Regions from separate parts of the Homo sapiens genome. Here region 2 is linked to region 1. Evidence: read pairs that join two places in POLR2A ChIA-PET (ENCODE). Cell type or tissue: MCF 10A. All regions are shown on one strand. Links, peaks and the distances in the headings refer to the core of each region. The heading gives the core; the rest is flanking DNA.

The links. Peaks named below come from ENCODE experiments on the same cell type or tissue, not always from the same donor. Only the 100,000 strongest peaks of a DNase experiment are listed, where the experiment ranks them.
Region 2: POLR2A ChIA-PET joins it to region 1 with 5 read pairs; 2 of 35 experiments call an interaction of 5 or more read pairs at or near these places.

What each region holds. Positions count from the first base shown.
Region 1 is chr2:180,218,798-180,226,539 of GRCh38, forward strand. It overlaps LOC105373768 (a long non-coding RNA gene), which reads left to right and starts at 4,069. Exons shown (of 3, transcript XR_923635.3): 1 at 4,069-4,235; 2 at 4,328-4,558; 3 at 5,386-5,413. In MCF 10A, for the core only: no CTCF peak of the experiment used is centred there; a DNase peak (open chromatin) is centred at 4,054.
Region 2 is chr2:180,127,939-180,135,680 of GRCh38, forward strand. No RefSeq gene overlaps it. Among named protein-coding and RNA genes, the nearest start is that of EPCART, 6.6 kb to the left of the region's middle. In MCF 10A, for the core only: no CTCF peak of the experiment used is centred there; no DNase peak of the experiment used is centred there.

The DNA.
Region 1 (7,742 bases), core at 1,192-6,191:
CACTGCAGCACTATCACAATAGCAAAAACATATTATCAACCTGAATGCCCATCAATGGTAGACTGAATAAAGAAAATGTGGTACATCTACACCTTGGAACACTACACAGACACAAAGAACTAGGTCATGTCTTTGGAAGCAATGTGAATGCAGCTGGAGGTTACTACCCTAAGCAAGCTAACAAAGGAAGAAAAAACAAAATACTGCATGTCCTCAACTCCACTAAGTGGGAGCTAAATATTGAGTACACATGGACAGAAAGAATGTTTATATGGATATATACACACAAATATATTTATATATAAGTAAAGAGGAAATACAACTAGTGTAGTTTTAATTTGTAAATAGTCTCATGGTCGTAGCTGATATTTATTACTTGCTTCTTTTAATACCTATTCCATATTCCCTTCATCCTCAGCAAGCAATTTAGCTGATCATGGTTTCTTGACTTGTAGAGTGTCCCAAAACTGAATTCCTGGTGTCTATGCTGTTAGTAGTACTGATAATTTTGAGTTCTTATAGTGTTCCATTAACTTTTTTACTGGGCCCTACTTGAGGGTGCAGGGTGGGAGGAAGGTAAGGACTGGAAAACCCTATTGGGAACTATGCTTTTTAGCTGAGCAATGAAATAATCTGTACACGCAACTCCCATGACACACAATTTATCCATTTAACATAGTTGCGGATGTACCTCTGAACCTAAAATAAAAGTTAACACAAATAAAATAATAAAATTGCCTTTCAGTTGAAGCTGACATATCTTTGGCATGAATACTCAACTCAGCAGCAAACAATTCACAGCTCAGGCAACTGGGAATTGTGATCATCAGATGCTAGTAGGTACTTAAACAACAGCCTGAGATGAGAGCTGCAGACAATGTGGCCACGCTGGGCCATGTCCAAGTCTAGGATGCTGATCATGGGTGATTTATGGGAGAAACAGAGAGATGCTTTAGTGCCTGCCCTTTCCCTTCCATTTCTGGGATTCTTGTGTTCTGGCTGCTCTTCATTTCTTGTCTTTGGATGCCCTTGGAATTTGCATGTTTTCCTTTATGTTAAGCCCATTTTCATTAAGCTAGACTTAGAGGATTTCTGATTCTTATAATCAAATATACCCTTTCTAAAGCATAGGTTTTTATGTTTTTCCCTGAATATTTTTCTTGTGATATCTATTTCTTTTTAACCTCTAGCTCATACTTAATCACCTTGGATGGCATTGTTTTTAATTAATTTATACCACAACTCTAACTCTGATTATTTTCTTTACAATTAAGTATTTATCTTTTGGAGTTTTATACCATATTTGGTAACAATTTCTAAAGTCTACAATATTCCTTTAAACATTTTTTCCTCATATATACTATAAAACAACAAGCTTGAAGGCATTTTCTGATTTTGAAGCTTGTAAGTGATACAGGTTATAATTTCAATACTTCTAATCAGTAACATTTTAAAGTGTTGCTGATACTGTATTATATGAACGAATGTCTCTGTGCTGACAATACAACTGTCATATCTGTATGCTTAACATCAGATAGATAGTGTGCTTTTCCCTCTTTTTATTGGATTTAGAGTAAGTTGAGAGCACTGTTTTCTACCTACCCATTTTATTTTCCAGATTAAAGGTATATAGGATTAAGTCTGATATTTTACCTGTACAACATGGAACAATGCCCTATTCCCCAAGACTGAACTCAAGTTGGGTATTCAGATTATAACATAGAAGTAAACCAAGGTTAAAGCAGCATGGATCATTGTTGGTAAAGCATGAGCTCAATTATTTTTATTTGTTAAACGTTTACAATAAGAAGTGGTTTACATTGAAAGGTCAGCATTCTATGTAAATGGGACATGAACAATAACTTTCCTCTTCCCCCAAAAACTACATTTGAGCCATGTGCATTTATCCCTCTCTTTAGAACTAGGTCAGCAATTCCACGCCAAGAACAGTAGGACTCAGGAGAGTGGCAAGCCCTTTTCAACTTGGGTTGAATTTAAATTAAACCTAGAGTTTGCAGAGACTGTCTTTTTGAAAGAAAACAGGACCAAGAAAATAACTAAAATAATCATTTTTTAAAGTAGAGGTTCATAAAATATTTGCATTCATGAAAAATTTGTAAAATATAGAAAAAAAATTTTGCTGAGAAATACATATTTAAACAGCCAGTGCTTAAAGTTGGATATTTTTGGAGGTCTATGAATGTAAGAAAGTGGCATAGATTAGTGGTTGTGCACTTGGAATGTCAGAAAGCCGTGGGCTTAGGTTTTCTTTCTTACTGTGTGATCTTGGGTAAATCACTAAATTCCAACTTTCTTATCTGTGAAATGGAGATAACAGTAATGCTTTCCTTCTAGAACTATGAGGATTAAATGAGATCAATATAGCTGTTAGCTGTATTTTCTAACACATAGTTAAAACAGTAAGTCTAACACATATCTAGCACATAGTAAGTTCTTATTAATGTCAGCTTTTACTATTATTACTATTAAGAAGTAGTGTGTAATAATGTTATTGATCTTATGGAGGTTCTGAGGACCAAAAGTTAAATAAGCTAAGTTTTATTATTTCCCCATAAGCTTGCCAGTAGACTATGAGCTTCTAGAGTGAATATTAAAGGTTAGATTACATTTTAATGTTTTCCTTAATTATGCTTTCTTCTTCCTTTTTTAGAAGTTTGATGACTATAATTAAATCAATGTAGTCATGGATTTAGATTATAATTTTCCAGTTAATGTAATGAGATACTGTGCTATTTATAACATTTTTCTCTGTATCCTCCAAATTCCTCTTACAGGCCACTTTTTGTTCCATGCACCTCTCCCTCCATCTTTGTGAGTCAGGAAATGGTGGTTGCAGAGGCAGAGAGCATCTGTTGGCTTCACACTTCTAATCTTAATTTAGGTTCAGCCAGGATGCACCTCTATATGAGTAAGACGTGTTCCTTTTCAAAATTTGATTTTATGTCAACGATTTATTAGCTATTAAAAAAACTTGACTAGGGATATTAGTGTGTGTTAGAGAGTGAAGAAGAAAGGAAGAGAGAAACTGTACTCCTTTCTCGGTTTTTTTTTTTTTTTTTTTTTTTTTTTTTGCCATTTCTCCTCCTGCTGTTATCGTCTTCTTTACTGGTCAAGGAAGTGTGGGGTCTGTTATTTGTAAGGTACCCTCTGTCCTTATGCTCTTGATTCTAGTCTTGTCCTATAATTTCTGGCTATTGAAACATTGGTTACTTTTCCACTTTGTTAGTTTGAGTTCATTAACATCATTCTGTTTTCTATAAACATATTGATATCCTCCCTATCTCAGAAAAACCTTTGAAGGATTTTATTACTCTCTCAGGTTGTTGTACCATTCTTCTCCTCCATCCACTGGTTCACTTCTTAACAGGCTGCCTTTTGCTCTGTTTCCTCACCATCTAGTCCTTATTTTTACTTCTGTTCTTTTTTTCCCCCCACAAGGATGTTGAAACTGTTATTTTAAAAGTAATTTTGATTAAAAGCGATTTTGCCTCTTACTAACCTTTTCAGTTGTATTCCCCTCTGTAGATGAGCACGATGTAACTTCAGTCTTAACAGTTTGTCCTATACCCTGTGTATGAAAGAAAGGGCTCCCCCTTAAGTGGGATTATTGGAAGGATGATAGAGGGAGCATCTAGACTTTGATAAGATATAATTTTTTTTACTCCTGGTAATTTTAAAAATAATGAGTATGTGGTTATTATTTTTTCTTTAAAATAAGAAATTAACATTGAGAAATGAAAAATAAATGGTTGACATTACCATTGCTCACTTGTCAGTTCTTCAGTCTTCCCCAGCCCCCTTGCAGGTAAATGCACTGTGGACTATTCTGGCCCATGGACTGTCTCTATGTGGCTGGGGACCTGAGAAGCTCCTGTATCAGTCAGGACTAAATCAAGGAAGCAGAACTACTCAGAGTACTGTAGAGTAGGGATTTATTATAATGGTAACTTCTTGCACAATTGTAGGAGAAGCTGGAGAACAGTCACTTCTCAGCTCCTCTGATGCATTGGCGTGGGTGAACAAGTTAGAGCTTGCCAGGAAATCAGTGAAGCAACACATATGCAGCTGCTAGAAGAGGAGTGTAAAGGAGAGCTGGTGGCTTTGGAAGGTTGCTGTTTATATGTCTGCTGAAGGATAGGGGATCCTATTCATCAGTGGCATTTGGAAATAGAGCTGGATGCAGAGTGGAGAGTGATAACAAGCTGAATCCACTGGTATGTTTGTGTCTGTCTCTCAACAGCAAGAAGATTAAAGAAAAGTGAAAATCTTCTGGAAGATCTTTATATTTCTTATTTCCTTTAACTAGGATGAACTTCAAAGAGTAATGGCTGCTGCTTCATTTCTGCTTTCCAAATCACATTGGATTATCTTTTGACCACCTCTGAGAACCATATGGGGAAAGAGGATTCTGGGCAATATTGTTCCAGGTCAAACAAGCTGATAAACTACAAGCTGATAAACTACAAAACAACCGCACTCCAGCTCATGTCAGCTTGGTGTCATTCACATCTCTTTTATCCATATTTGCATCTAATAGGTAAGTCATGATTCTACCTAACATGATGCACCTATCTCTCATGCAACTGAAAACCTGCTAACTCCCTCCTCCAATTCACTCACTTCCCACCAAAAGAGGATACAAAGTCCCATAGTCATTTCATTCATCTGTGGGTGGTGTTTATTCTCTTCCTAGATTGGTCACATTCTTGCTTTCATATCTTCTAATAACTTAAACATTGACATATTAGGTTAATCACTATTAACACATATTATGTTAGATTGTAAAAAAGAATGGTCAATATGTATATATATACACAAATCTCTGTATCTTGTATTAACTAATCTATTTCTTTGTTATTTTTTCCTCTCTTGGATATATGTTTATATGGATATATACACACAAATATATTTATGTATAAGTAAAGAGGAAATACAACTACTGTAGTTTTAATTTTTGTAAATGGTCTCATGGTTGTAGCTGATATTACTTGCTTCTTTTAATACCTATTCCATATTCCCTTTGTCCTCAGCAAGCAACTTAGCTGATCATGGTTTCTTGACTTGTAGAGTGTCCCAAAACTGAATTCCTGGTATCTATGCCATTAATAGTACTGACAATTTCAAGTTCTTATAGTGTTCCATTAACTTTTTTACTGTAAGAATATATGAGTGATATGGTTTGGCTGTGTCCCCACCCAAATCTCATCTTGAATTGTAATTCCCATAATCCCCACATGTTGTGGGAGGGACCTGGTAGGAGGTAATTGAACCATGGGGGCAGTTACCCTCATGCTGTTCTTCTGATAGTGAGTTCTCATAAAATCTGATAGTTTTATAAGGGGCCTTTCCCCCTTTGCTCAGCAGTTCTCTCTCTTGCTGCCATGTGAAGAAGAAAGTTCTTGCTTCCCCTTCTGCTGAGATTATAAGTTTCCTGAGGCCTCCCCAGCCACGCTGAACTGTGAGTCAATTAAACTTCTTTCCTTTATAAATTACTCAGTCTCGAGTATGTCTTTATTAAAAGTGTGAGAACTAACTAATACAGTAAATTGGTACTGCAGAGAGTGGGACATTGCTGTAAAGATACCTGAAAATGTGGAAGCGAATTTGGAACTGGGTAATAGGCAGAGGTGGGAATAGTTTGCAGGGCTCAGAAGAAAACAGGAAAATGTGGGAAAATTTGGAACTTCCTAGAAACTTGGAGGGCTCAGAAGACAGGAACATGTGGGAAAGTTTGAAACTTCCTAAAGGCATGTTGAATGGCTTTGACCATAATGCTGATAGTTATATGGTCAATGAAGTTCAGGCTGATATGGTCTCAGGTGGAGATGAGAAACTTGTTGAGAACTGGAATAAAGGTGGCTCTTGCTATGTTTTGGCAAAGAGAGACTGGTGACATTTTGCCCCTGCCCTAGAGATCTGTGGAAATTTGAACTTAAAAGAGATCATTTAGGGTATCTGGCAAAAGAAATTTCTAAGCAGCAAAAAGTTCAACAGGAAGCAGAGCAAAAAAAAAAAAAAAAAATAAAAAATGTGGAAAATTTGCAGCCCAATGATGCAATAGAAAACAAAAATCCATTTTTCTGGGGAAAAAAATGAAGCTCAATGCAGAAATTTAGATAAGTAATGAGGAGTCAAATGTTAATCACCAAGACAACAGGGGAAATTGTCTCCAGGTCACATCAGAAACCTTCATAGTAGCTTCTCTCAACACAGGCCTGGAGGCCTAGGAGGGAAATATAGTTTTGTTGTCCAAGCTCAGAGCCCCCCTGCTCTATGCAGCCTCAGGACACGGTGCTATGTGTCCCAGCTGCTTCAACTCCAGCACTGGCTAAAAGGGGCCAACATACATTACAGGCCATTGCTTCAGAGAGTACAAATCCTGAGCCTTGGTAGCTTACATGTGGTTTTGGACATGTGGGTGCACAGAAATCAAGAATTGACATTTGGGAAACTCCACTTAGATTTCAGAGGATGTATGGAAATACTTGGATGTCCAGGCAGAAGTTTGCTGCAGAAGCAGAGCCCTCATTGAGAACCTCTCCTAGGGAAGTATGGAAGGGAAATGTGGGGTTGGAGTCCCCACATACAGTCCCCACTGAAGCACTGCTTAGTGGAGCTGTGAGAAGAGGGCCACTCTCCTCCAGGTCCTAGAATGGTAGATCTACTGACAGCTTGAACTGTGTGCCTGGAAAAGCCACAGGCAGTCAATGTCAGCCTCTGAAAGCAGTTGGGAGTGAGGCTGTACCCTGCAAAGCCACAGTGGCAGAGCTGCCCAAGGCTGTGGGAGCCTACCTTTCACATCAGTGTGCCTTGGATGTGAGACAAGGAGTCAAAGGAGATCATTTTGGAACTTTAAGATTTAATGACTGCCCTATTGGAGGCATTACTTCCTAGGGTATGAAGATCTCTAAAATAGCAGATCCCAAATTGTGAGGACAGGGAGCAAAAATTTTGCTATTGGATAATTAAGAGTAACAGGGAGAGAAGCTACTTCATTTTCTATTTCCTGCTTCCCTAACCAATGAATCTTGACTAATAGGCAAAAAAAACCCAGCATCATATATTGGTCATTGATTCAGAGCATATACTATATGCTGAATGACGTTGCAGCACTCCATCAAGTGTGACCATTCAGTTGGCATTGTGTTTGAGTCTTAAAAATTTATTCCAGGAAACATGGTAGGATCAGTAAATTCAATAAGCAAAAAATAATTGTTGCTCTTTACTTACTGTAAAACAAGTTCCTTGGGCAGAAGCAAAGCTATATGATACATCATGTTAGTGAATAAAGCATTCTCTAAGTTTACAGATGGTAGTAGTTTTTACTACAGCCTTGTGGACTTGAATGGCAAACCTGCATTCATAAAAGGTATCTTATCAAGTGAGAAAATATTGCGGCCCATTCATTGAAAGAAATTTTTCAATGTAATCAAACTGCTATGAGGTGGCTGATTACCCTGGAGAGTGGTATACCATGTTGGAACTCTGTGTTAATCTCTGTTGTTCTCAGGCTGAGACTCAGCAGTGGCTGTTGACAGAGTGGCCTTTGTGAGTAGAAGTATATGTTGCTGAGCTCATGAATGCCTTTTATTTTTACTACTGTAACTATCTTATTAGTGAGCTGGTACAGAAATATCACAAGTGGCTGAGGAAAGAGGCTGATTGACATTTATAGACTGAGAAAGGTTGTCTACCTGATTATTAAAATCTCCTCTGCTGGA
Region 2 (7,742 bases), core at 1,123-6,122, 91 kb before region 1:
ACTGATTTTTTGGTTTCTAAGCACATGTAAAAGTTATGTTTACACTATAATGTAGTCTATTAAGTGTACAATAGCATTTCTTTAAATGTACACATCTTAATTTAAAAATATTGTTAAGAAATGCTAACAGTCATCTGAAATTAGTGAGTTGTAATTCTTTTACTGGTAGAGTCTTGCCTGGATGTTGATGGCTGCTGACTGATCAGTGTGGTGGCTGCTGAAGGCTGGGGTGGCTGCAGCAATTTTAAAAAATGAGACGATAAGGTTTGCCACGTTGCTGGATTCTTCCTTTCACCAAAGATTTCTCTGTGGTATTTGATGTTCCTTGATAGCATTTTATCCACAGAAAAAACTTTTCAAAATTATAGCCATTCCTCTTAAACTCTGCCACTTCTTCATCAACTAAATTTACATAATATTCTAAATCCTCTGTTTTCATTTCACCAATGTTCACAGTATCTGCACTAAGAGTAAATACCATCCTAGCAAACCACTTTCTTTGTTCATCTATAAGAAACAATTCCCCATCTTTTAAAGTTTTTTCATTAGATTGTGGTAATTCAGTCATATATTTAGGCTCCACTTATAATTCTAGTTCTCTTGCTATTTCTGCCACGTGTGCACTTCCTCCACTAAAGACTTGAACCTCTCAAAGTCATCTGTGAGGATTGGAATCCACTTCTAAACTGTGAATGTTGATATTTTCACTTCTCCCATGAATCACAAATGTTCTTAATGACACTAGAATGGTGAATCCTTTCCAGAAAGTTTTCAGTTTGCTTTGCCCAGATCCTTCAGAGGAATCCACTATGTCAGCTTTAGTCTTACAAAAAATGTATTTCTTAAATAATAAGACTTGAAAGTTAAGATTATTCTTTGATTCATGGGCTACAGAATGAATGTTGTATTAGGCATGAAAACAACATTAATATCTTTGTACATCTCCATCAGAGCTTTTGGGTGACCAAGTGCATTGTCAATGAGCAGTAATACTTTGAAAGGAATCTTTTTTTCCTCTAAGCAGTAGCTCTTGACAGTAGCACTTAAATATTCAGGAAATCATGCCATAAACAGATGTGCTGTCATCCAGGCTTTATTGTTCCATTTGCAGAGCACAGGCAGAGTAGACTTAGCATAATCCTTAAGGGCCCTAGTATTTTCGGAATGGTAAAGGAGCATCGACTTCAACTTAAAGTCACTAGCTGCATTAGCATGTAATAAGAGAGTCAGCCTATTCTTTGTAACTTTGAAGCCAGGTATTGATTTCTCCTCTTTGTAATGAAAGTCCTAGATGGCATCTTCTTCCAATAGATGGCTGTTTCATCTGCATTGAAAATCTGTTGTTTAGTGTAGCCACTTTTATCAATAATCTTAGCTAGATCTTCTGGATAACTTGCTGCAGCTTCTACATCAGCACTTGCTGCTTCACCTTGCACTTTTATGTAATGAAGATTGTTTCTTTCCTTCAACCTCATGAACCAAACTCTCCTAGCTTCAAACTTTTTTTCTGTAGTTTTGTCACCTCTTTCAGCCTTTGTAGAATTGAAGAGAAATAGGGCCTTGCTGTGGATTAGGTTTCAGCTTAAGGGAATGTTGTGATTATTTTGATCTTCTATCCAGACCACAACTTTCTCCGTATCAGCAATAGGGCTGTTTTGCTTTCTTATCGTTTGTGTGTTCACTGGAGTGACACTTTTAATTTCCTTCCAGAACTTTTCCTTTGCATTCACAACTTGGTTAACTGTTTGACACAAGAGGTCTGGCTTTTGGCCCATCTCAGTTTTAGACACACCTTTCTCACTAAGTTTAACCATTTCTAGCTTTCTATTTAAAGTGAGAGACATATGACTCTTCCTTTTACTTGAAAATTTAGATGCCATTTTAGGATTATTCATTGGTCTAGTTTTAATATTGTTGTGTTTTAGGGAAAGGAAATCCTGAGGAGAGGGGGAGAGATAGGGGAATGGCGGTCAGGTCAGTGGATCCGTCAGAACACAACATTTATTTATTAAGTTTGCTGTCTTATACAGGCATGATTCTTGGAGCCCCAAGGCAATTACAATAGTAACATCAGAGATCTCTGGTCACAGATCACCATAACAGATATAACAATAATGAAAATTTTGAAATATGGTAAGGATTACCAAAATGTGACACAGAGATGCATGAAGTGAGCACATGCTGTTGGAAAAATGGCACCTGTAGACTTGCTAGACACAGGGTTGCCACAAACTTTCAATTTTTTAAAAAATGCAATATTTGCAAAGCACAATAAAGCAAAGTGCAATAGTATGAGGTTTGCTGTGTTTGCATATACTTATTTGTTGAGTATCTCTAATCCGAATGTATGAAATCTGAAATGCTCCAGTAAGCTTTTCCTTTGAGTATGACCTTTAAGTATGTCAGTGCTTTAACAGTTTCAGAATTTAGAGCATTTTGGAGTTTTGATTTCTAGATTAGGGATGCTCAACCTGTATAGAACTTTTAGGCATCAGTATCATTCTGTCTAATGACATAAACATATTTAATGAGTGGGAAGCCAGATAATTTGTTTCAATAGCTGCTTTTATTTTCTGTTGTTGATATGTTAAAATAGTTAAACACTTGCATTCATCTCATCCTATTAAAGGAACTCCATCAGGGAACAGTGAGGTAACATGTTTGGTGACAGCAGGCTTAGTCACCCTGCTGTGAGAAAGAGATGAATAATGTTTTTTAATCTTACAGCTATTGATTCTCTCCTTTTAAAATGTATACACCATTTCTGAAAGAAGTTATTGCAGACTATATTTTGTTAGCAGTTTATCTTTTTCATATCTTCATTATTAAATGGTACATTTACTTACATGGTTGTGCATAAAATAAAATTGCATGACATTTCTTATTGTTTATAATTTCCATTTTGAAAGATCTAGTCATACATTCTTAAAATTTTATAAGTGATTTCAATCTTTATACTAGTAGTTTTCGCTTTTATTTTTTTCCTTGGCTATTTGGCTGCCAAATCCTTCCTCATTTTAAACATTATCTTGCTTATGTTTTATGATTTATCTACTATTTGTCAAAACAATTTTTAGAATGACATTTTCTAGTTTCCCATTAAAGCACAGCATGAAGAAGAATTAGATATACAAGATCATATTGGTGACTATTTTTATTAGACAAAGTCATTGTGTGAAAATTCAGAATTCCAGTAAAAACAATTTGAGAAAATCAATTAGTGCATGAATTTAAGAAGGACCAATATTTTTCTAAGACAATAATACTTTTTTGCACCTTAGCATTTCCTTCAAAAAGACTATGATGATAATGTTATTTCTTTTAGATCCAGGCTAATTTCTTCTAGATTTTGAACTTGTGGATCACGAATAATTATTTTTCTCATGCTAGCCAGAGCTATTCCACTATAGGCTATTTTACAATTTTTCTTGAGTCTAGTATAGTATTTGATAATCCTCAGTGTCACAAGAACAACCTTCCTCAATAGTAGCTTATTCAAATAATTAATTTGTTCTTATTGTTTTCTTGGTAGAAAAGGAGAATATTTGGCTACCCTGGTTATAAATACCCTAAATATTAGAAAATGACTCATTGATTCAGATAGACGTTTTCCCCATTTTAAAATCTCTGAAATCGGAATGCGTATTAGAATCAAAGACATCTTACATTTACAATTTTCAGTGTTTTATTCTTTCTTAGTGATACATAGAGTAATGATATATCATGCAATCAATAATGTTATCGATTTAAATGAAATATAACTAAATTAAATTTGGATTTAATAGTGATTCAACAATTTATGTTTCCAAGATTAGAAAACAGTTCTTATTTTATGGTTACTTGTACAGTCAAGATTCTTGAGCCATTTTTACACACTAAAAGCTCAACATATTTTGAATATAATAAAATAGAAAACAATATATAGTGGAAATTCATCATAGTTTAGAAACAATCTAGACATGCTGCTCAGGAAATTGTTCACTTCTGGCTCTAATCGAATTTATTTTGATCAAGGTTCTCAAGTTACTTGCTCTATTCCTGGAGGACATTTTAAAAAATAATCATAAAACATTAAAATTGATTATGAAAATAAGAAAATATCTCACATATAGGGTTTTACAGCCATGTGTTGGGTATATAAAAGCAATTTTGTAGGTGACTTTGGGCTAGTCACTTAATATAGAGTTGGGATAGTGACTGAAACATCATATTCACATAGCAATCATTTATATATGTGTATAATTGGAGAGCAAATTTCTCTGTAAGGGTAGGCTACCTGATGCTTTTAAAAATATATATGATGAAGACTGAACCAAAGTCTGTGTTTGCTGGTAAATTTCCTTGTAGTGTGCATAGGCATTTTCCATTATTCCAAAAACTCTAAAATTGCTTTCAAAATAACAATTTATTCCGAATTGTTTTTCTTGTTAATAAGTTTTTTTGATGCTTATAAAAATATTTTATGATAAATGTTGAGAAGGGTACATTTCTAGTGTGACTTCTTCATGATTTGTTACTCTTCCACCCCAATAAGAAATTAAACTCTAATTTCCTAATAATCTCTATCAGCTCTTTATGTGTAGTGCTCATGTGCAAAGGTCATGGTGGTTATAATTGATTGATTATTGACTAATTCAACAATGCATTCTATGTGTCAGGCACTCCTTAAGGCACTGAGGATACATCAGAGAACAAAAGAGATAAAAATCCCTGTCCTCATGGAGCTTACTTTCTGGAAGAGGGAAGTCAATCCTAAACACATGAAGTATGTTAGAGCATTATAAGTGCCGTACAGAAAATAAAACACAATAAGAAGGATAGAAAACTCTAGGTGAAAAAGGTTCTGTTGGAAAGAAATATTTTTCCTTACCATCTTTTAGGTTCAGGACCTGGGGTCTGCAAATTAAACTGATAAAAGATAGATTGCCAGGAGGAAAAAAAAACCCAGGTTATTTATGTATGCAATGCACATACATGTGGGAGAGCTCAGTGAGGAGTAACTTTAATGGGATGGTTAAAACTTGGGGCTTATATAACATCTCAACATAGGATGATAAATTGTGGAGAAGTGACTAGATGAAGGAAAGGGAAGGTGTGGGCTAGTAGGGGGAGTAAATTGTGAGAAGGTAAATATAAGGAGGAGATAAGGGTTATTTAGTAAGGTTTGTTATGTGGACTCAAGTTGGTGCCATCTCTAGTAATGAATCTTCTCTTCATGAAAAAGGGGAAGAAGGACATTTTACAAAGGAAAATGTATTTCCTGCTTTTAGACAAAAAAAAAAAAAAAAAAAAAGTAGGACAGAAAGCCCTTCCTCTATGTGCTGTTTCTCAATTGTCTTCAGTTCAAAATAATTCTTATGGCATATTTTTGGGTAGCATATACTAATTCCTTTCAGTTCCAATCGTAAACAGGGTATGTGGGCTAAACTTCGTTGAGAAAGTAACCTGTGGGCAAAGACTTGAACATAGAAAGGTTGTGAGAAGAAGGTTCTGGGACAAGAGAATAGGAAGCGCCATGCAAAAGCTGAGATGGAAGAGGACTGCTAGTGCTCAAGGTGAAGAAGGAAAGTAAAGGGAAGTTAGATTTTAGGCGAGCATTGGCTTTTTACCCTAAGAAAAATGGGAGAGTTAGTAGAGGTTTTTAGCCAAGAAATGGCATGATTGACCATTTAAAATCATCACTGGCAAATAACATCAGGTTTTATTGTTACATTAGCAGTTTTCTATGACAATACAAGGTGCATAAGTGGAGAGGCCATAGGTTAGACCTGCATTTTAGATTAAAACTTGTACAAAGAATTTTGGGTTGCAATGTTCTAGTCCTTGGGACACAAAATAGTCATGCCCACTAACAACCACCCTTCTTCAAGAACTATATTAAGCTCCTTAAGGAAAGTGACTCTAAATTCTGTATTTCTGTTTTTACTGTACCCTCACATACTGTGTCTGTGTGCACAGTGACTGGCACTGTTTGCCTCTCTGCAGATTGACTCATGAGGGGTGGAGGTCCTATACACATGATGGAATGTGTGCCAAGGCTCAATCTCCATCGTCCAGATTTGGTTGTTAAATGACTCAACAAAATTATTTACCCATATATTGGACCCTATGCTATGTTCTGAGAGTATAAGCATAATTGACAAATGGCTTCCTCCTCAATAAGCTCATGGCCTCATGAGGAGGTAAGAGAGCCATATGTTGAGATTTTTGCTGTTTTCACTAGACAGGAAACAAATATATCTCTGTTGTATTTTTTTTTTTTTTTGGTGAGTACTTTAAGATAATATACTAGTAGGATTTTTTCTGAAGAAGCTGAGGAAATGTCTTCTGCTAAATGTCTTATCATAAATGTACTTAGGCTATTTAAACAGTTAAATATGTAAGTGGTAAAGTTAAATTACTTAACATGTATGTGGCCCTTTCTTTCCAAAGGCTAGATATTTGCTGTGCACTCTGAAGTTGATATCCTTCATCATGCTTCAGTGACTTTAAATCTGTATTTTATGTCTGAATAATTTCTTTGATTTTTGGTTGAGTCCACTAAGAATTAGTTTGTTTTCTAAATATAAAAATAGAAAAACTTAGACTTTCTGCTTAAGATTATTTGGAAAAATATGCTTACAAGTAATTAATCCTACTATGAGGTGATTTCATAGCTATATTACTCTCTTCGGTTCTACCTAGGGTAACACAATATTTTTGCCACCTGGTAACCATTTAGTGGCTTGCTGTCTGTCAAATTGGAGTCATTAATCCAAGATCCACAAAACACTGACCTCATCAAGAACTATCAACCACATTTATCACACAGCGAGCAGTAATTAATACCCTCACTGTACATCTCAGCAGATGCCAAGTGGTAACCGTGCCCAGAGACAGAGCCATTTGGTGGTGGTCTGAGCGTGGTATTCTTTTAGGATAAATTGAGACATATTGGTAAGAAGCTTGCTGTCTATATACATGAGAAAACTAAGGACTCTCTTTGTGTATCTAGCAGTATTGCTTTGAGCATGCCCAATGGTTGTGTGGATTTCCTTGATGCACCTGGATAAAGCTAATTACCTTTGCTACTACAGTGCCTTTGATGTATTTCCCTTAAGCATTTTTCACAGAGATTTCCCATTAGGTACTCTCTCTTTCTCCTACTAGTCTGTGAGTACCTAGAAGACTGAATGTATGTTGTATTTATATTTCTAACTCTGAACCAGCACAGTTCCTGGCACTTGTTACTATGTCATTGGTACCTGTTAAATAAATGACTGACTATGCTGCATATGAATAGGCAATACACACAAATGGACTGGGATAAAGGTGTGAGCTTCTCAGGTGTAGGCTGGATGGTGTTATATTAATATTCTGGTTGCCTTGCCATGTGTTGGGCACAGAAAAAGTGCTCAATAAATACTCATTGAATGTACTTCTTGACAAGACTTCAGCAGGCTGCTCACTGCAGCCTCAACATCCCAGGTTCGAGCCATCCTCCCAACTAAGCCTCCCGAGTAGCTGGTACTACAAGCATGTGCTGCCACACCCTGCTAATTTTTGTTTTGTTTTGTAGAAACAGGGTTTCTCCATGTTGCCCAGGCTTGTCTCAAACTCCTGAGCTCAAGCAATCCGCCAGCCTCAGCCTCCCAAAGTGCTGAGATTACAGGTGTGGGCCACTGTGCCTGGCTCACCAAGTAAATTTTTAAAGGATATATTAATGTTAAAGTAAAAAGTATTCTGTAAGAGATTGGGAACTA